2 separate regions of the Homo sapiens genome follow, and region 1 is linked to region 2. The links are chromatin contacts, found by Hi-C in ENCODE. All regions are on one chromosome and are shown on one strand. Each heading gives the region's core, a stretch centred on a gene start or an enhancer-like site at or near the end of the contact. The rest is flanking DNA. Distances are from core to core; before and after follow the strand shown.

Region 1 (2,700 bases), core at 172-2,671, 960 kb before region 2:
TTTGGGAACAGAGCCACGTGACCATGGTTCCCCTTTATAGAAATGGGACCTAAAGCGCCACAGCAGGCCTTGTTGTGTGTGGCCTGAAATTCCCAGAGCAGCTCCCTCTGCCTTTTCTCAGCTTTTTAGGGGACAGATCTGACAAGACCCAAGGAATTGGGGTTTCTAAGCGGACCTGTACAAATGAGGTCTGAGGTGGCCGTGAGACCCGGGTCTGGGGTCTCCCTGGCACCGAGGGGGTGACGAGGGGCCACCGTGCTCATCCAGGCACCCATAGGGCTTTAAAACCCGTTTAATTTATGCTTACTCTTCCATTATTGGAACGCTAAGCATTTGGGAGTTATTTATATCCCACGGCTCAAGGTCATCGCCAAGGTCTCATTGCAAACATTGAAAAAACTGCAATCTCAGGCGTAAATGGGTTACGTGCAGCAGCCGCAGCTGCTTACCCTCTCTAAGGTTAACCTCAAGAGAGGCGCATTTCATGGAATGAGTTTTTTTTTGTTTTTTTTTTTCTAAACAGAGTCTCGCTCTGTCGCCCAGGCTGGAGTGCAGTGGCGTGATCTCTGCTCACTGCAAGCTCCACCTCCAGGGATCATGCCATTCTCCTGCCTCAGCCTCCCGAGTAGCTGGGACCGCAGGCGCCCACCACCAAGCCCAGCTAATTTTTGTATTTTTAGTAGAGACGGGGTTTCACCGTGTTAGCCAGGATGGTCTCGAACTCCTGACCTCAGATGATCCACCCACCTCGGTCCCCCAAAGTGCTGGGATTACAGGCACCTGCCACCACGCCTGGCTAATTTTTGTATTTTTAGTAGAGACGGGGTTTCACCGTGTTAGCCAGGATGGTCTCGAACTCCTGACCTCGTGATCCGCCCACCTCGGCCTCTGAAAGTTCATGGAATGAGTTATTAAAGGAAGGGTGGCTTGCAGCCCTGGAAAATTTGAGCATTTCTCCCCTAAGTGACGAAGCGGCTGTGCAAAGTCTTCCTCCCAGGAAATTTGCACTCCTGGTCTGCTCTAGCGTGAGGAGAACACGCCTCATGGAGTTTGCACCGTCTTCCCCCATGTTCTCACCGTACACGGACCCTCCCAGCGACCCTGTCTTCTCCCTTGACAGTGCAGGACAAGCATAAAAGTCCAGCTCGGCGGCTCACCTGTGCAGAAGCAGCGGCAGAAGTAGCAGGTGAGAGCTCAGAGGGTCTCCAGGTAACAGGATGCAACGCTTAAGTCGACGGCCGTGCCTCAGAGCCCGGGACTCGGGGGGCCAGCCACCAGCTTGCAAGCCGTGGTCACTCAAAGTGCTTGAGAAGGTGTTCGTGGGCGGCAGACGGCTGCCCTTCCAGTTCCATCTGTCCAGCAACCTTGCAAAGGCGGCCGCTTCGCTGGGTGGCCCACCGGCTGGCACGACTGTCTCCGAATGCAAATTCTGCAAACTCCACCTCCCAGCGCACCACCACGGTTGCGACTCAGGCTTAGGTGGAAAGGAAGTGTGTTGTGACATTTCCTCTGTAACTGTCTGAACACTCATGTGCAGGGCTGAGCCCACTGGAGTAACGTCGCTGTGTCTCTGGGCAGCACCGTTAACCGCCCACCTCCCTATCACTGGCTCGCAGGGGGCCCTACTCTTAAGAGAACCCTGAGAGTGAGGAAAAGAGGGAGAATGATTTTTCTAAATTTTGTAACCAGCAGTGAAGAGCCGTGGCATGCTCCAGAACCGATTCCTGTTTCTTCTGAAATAACAAAACAAAACAAAGAAAGAACAGAACACGTTTCCTTTTAGACTCTAAAGCTGTGCTCATTGCGACATCTCTTGGTACACAGCCAGACTGTGACAAGCGAACAGACCTTGGGCACTGATCATTCCGGCTCTCACAGTTGGTCACGGGCGCTGCAGGCTCATATCCTCAACATCCCATGGGGGATCGGCCAGTTTCAGGAATGAGAACCAGGTTTCCGAGCTCTGGTATCCTTGCTTGTGAGGAGCAACGGTTGGTTCTTGTCACTCGTGGGAGGAGGTTGAGAGGGAAGGATCTGTCACTGAGAAAGAATGAATGAATATTGAACCACTGCTCAGGGAAAAGACATGGTAGAATCAATCCCTCAAGCCAGGCTGGGTGTGGTGGCTCACGCCTGTAGTCCCAGCACTTTGGGAGGCCAAGGCGGGTGGATCACTTCAGGTCAGGAGTTTGAGACCAGCCTGGCCAACATGGCGAAATCCCGTCCCTACTAAAAACACAAAAATTAGCTGGGTGTGGTGGTGGACACCTGTAGTCCCAGCTACTGGGGAGGCTGAGGCAGGAGAATCACTTGAACCTGGGAGGTGGAGGTTGCAGTGAGCCAAGATCAGGCCATTGCACTCCAGTCTGGGTGACAGTGAGACTGTCCCAAAAAACAAACAAACAAACAAAAAGACCAGGCCTGCTGGCTCACGCCTATAATCCCAGCACTTTGGGAGGCCAAGGCGGGTGGATCACTTGAGGTCAGGAGTTCGAGACCAGCCTGGCCAACATAGCGAAATCCCGTCCCTACTAAAAATACAAAAATTAGCTGGGCATGGTGGTGGATGCCTGTAATCCTAGCTACTGGGGAGGCTGAGGCAGGAGAATCACTTGAACCCGGGAGCTGGAGGTTGCAGTGAGCCAAGATCAGGCCATTGCACTCCAGCCTGGGTAACAGAGTGAGACTGTCTCAAAAAAA
Region 2 (2,700 bases), core at 106-2,605:
CATTAGCCAGGCGTGGTGGCTCACGCCTGTAAACCCAGCACTTTGGGGGACCCAGGTAGGAGGATTGCTTCGGCCCATGAGTTTCAGACCAGCCTGGGCAACGTAGCAAGACCCTATTGCTACACAAAAAAATTAAAACATTAGACAGGTGTGGTGGCTCACACCTGTAATCCCAACAGTTTGGGAGGCAAAGGAAGGAAGATCGCTTGAGCCCAGGAGTTCGAGACCAGCCTGAGCAACATAGCAAGACCCCGTCTACAAAACTTTAAAACATTAGTCGGATGCAGTAGCTGGTGCCTGTAATGCCAGCACTTTGGGAGGCTGAGGCAGGAGGACTGCTTGAGCCCAGGAGTTCGAGAGTAGCCTCGGCAACAGAGCAAGACTTCATCTCTACTTCCTATTACAAAAAATAATAATAATAATAAATTCTGAACCTGCAAATCTAGGAACAGAAGTTATCTGCATACACAAAACACAGTGGCGGTCATCACTGATGAGTTCAGACAGTGAACGAGTCCTGCAAAGTTGGAGATCTGTGACTCAGAGATGTTTACAAAGGCCAAGGAAACAAAGTTGCCACTTAACGGGCCTGCCCTCCCCACCAGACCTCCGTGGCTCCCCAGTGCCCGAGAAGCCGCCTCTGGGCCCCCTCTGGAGACGTCCTCCGGAGAAGGGCCCATCCTCACTTACCCTGGGGTGGGTAGGGGTCGAGGTCCCTGGGACGCCCGCTCCTCCCCTCCGGGGCCTGGCGGGGGCGCGCGGTCACTGGCCGACCGCAGGCGGCAGGCAGAGCCGCCTGATGTCTTGGGCGCGGGGCGTGCGAGCCCCCGGGTCCCCGGCCATGGCCCGGAGGTGTCAGGGTGCGCGGGGGGGCGGCTGCACGGGGGCTGCTTGGTTGGAGCCCGACCCGGGACAGGCGGGGAGGCCACACGCGCGGGGAGGGAAGGGTCGGGCCGGGTCGGGCCGGGCCAGGCGCGCAGAAGAGCCGGCGGGGACGGAAAGCGCGGGGCGGGGAGGTCCCAGCGCGCACGCCGCCCCCCCCCCACCCCCGGCCACACCTCGACCCCCGCCCAGCCCCACTTCCGGGAGCGCCACCGCCTCGCCAAGGTCACGCGGAGCCCCCGCGCCCCCGCCCCCGAGCCAGCCCGCGCCCACCCGGGTCCCCGGAGCCCTGACCCCTGCCCCGCCCCGCTGACCTGGCTCCAGGAAGCCCCCGCGGCAGCGCCGCAGCAGCTGCGCCAGGATCACCGCGGCGCCTACCGCGTAGACCCGCAGGGCCGCCCGCGCCGCAGACAATGGCGACATGGCTGCCCCGGCCGCGCCGCCGCCGCTTCCGCGCCGCCCGCGGGACTCTGCGCCCGCCCGCCCGGACGGACGGCGGAAACGCGCGCGCCCCGGACCGCCCCCTGCCCGCCCCGAACCGCCCCGGCCTGCGGGGAACCCCCAACCCCAGACCCCGCCCGGGCCCTCTGGGATCCCGCACCGCCTGCAGGACTGGGGACCCCGAGCGGACAACCGACCCCAGCCAGGACACCCCCCCCAGGACCACAGACTCCAGCCAGGAACCCCCCCCTGCAAGGACCATAGACTTCAGCCAGGACCCCCCCCCCCAGGACCACAGACCCCAGCCAGGACGCCCCCAGGACCACTGACCCCAGTCAGGACCCCCCCTTCAGGACCACAGACCCCAGCAGGGACCCCCCACACACACCCCCAGCCAGGACCACAGACCCCAGCCAGGAATCCCCCCCAGGACCACAGACCCCAGCAGGGACCCTCCACACCTCCTCCAGGACCACAGACCCCAGCAGGGACCCTTCCCCCTCCCGGCAGGACTGCAGACCCCAGCAGGGATCCCCACCACCACAAGACCAACAGCCCCAGCCAGGACGCCCCCAGGACTACAGACCCCAGCCAGCACCCAAGTCAGATCCATAGACTCCTCCCAAGAACACCCCCCAGGACCCCAGACCCCTGCTGGGACCCCCAAGACCACAGGCCCCCCCACTGGGGCACGCCCAGACACCCCACCAAGAACCCCACCAGGACTACAGACCTCCACCAGGACTCCCCAGTACCACAGATCCTCCCAGGGCCCCCCAGGACCACAGACCTCCACTGGGACCCCCACCACCAGGACCCCTCTCCAGGATCACAGACCCCTACTGGGGCCCCCTTCTAGGACCTCCACCTCCATCACAACCACCCCCCGGACCACAGGCCCCAGCCAGCACCCCACAAGACCACAGACCCCTGCCAGGACGCCCCCCAGGACTACAGACCCCAGCTGGACTGCCTCTCCAAGACCCCACACTCCAGCCAAGACCATGGAACCCCATTCAAGCCCCAGCCAGGACCCCCACCATGGGATCACAGATCCCCTACCCAGACCCTGCAGGGGACCAGGACCACCACGGGAACCACCCTCCCCATCTTAGCCAGAATCATGTAACCCCACGCAGACCTCAGCAGGGACCACAAGGACTTGGACCCCATAGGGAACCCCAGACAACCACCCAGAGCCATGCCAGGATTATGGACCAGGACTCCCACAGAGGACTCTGAACAGCTGTAAGGACCATGGACCCCACACCCTAATTCGTACTGACACCACAGAACCTGCCCCAAGCACGGACCCCACACCCCAGTTCCTGCTGACACCACAGAACCTGCCCCAAGCACGGACCCCACACCCCAGTT

Evidence for each region. A loop is a pair of places that touch in the nucleus more often than their neighbours do. Pooled maps may share reads with other maps.
Region 1: a pooled map shows a loop between it and region 2 (5-fold over the local background). The contact joins the promoter of P2RY8 here to the promoter of DHRSX in region 2. A Hi-C loop is called at or near these places in 2 of 37 single-sample maps with no recorded cell type and 7 of 50 pooled maps.

Annotation. Positions count from the first base shown.
Region 1 is chrX:1,535,764-1,538,463 of GRCh38, forward strand. P2RY8 (P2Y receptor family member 8) reads right to left here and starts at 1,422. Exons shown (of 2, transcript NM_178129.5): 1 at 1,158-1,422.
Region 2 is chrX:2,499,621-2,502,320 of GRCh38, forward strand. DHRSX (dehydrogenase/reductase X-linked) reads right to left here and starts at 1,356. Exons shown (of 7, transcript NM_145177.3): 1 at 1,197-1,356. The coding sequence starts at 1,305. It overlaps ZBED1 (zinc finger BED-type containing 1), which reads right to left and starts at 1,356. Exons shown (of 2, transcript NM_001171136.2): 1 at 1,197-1,356.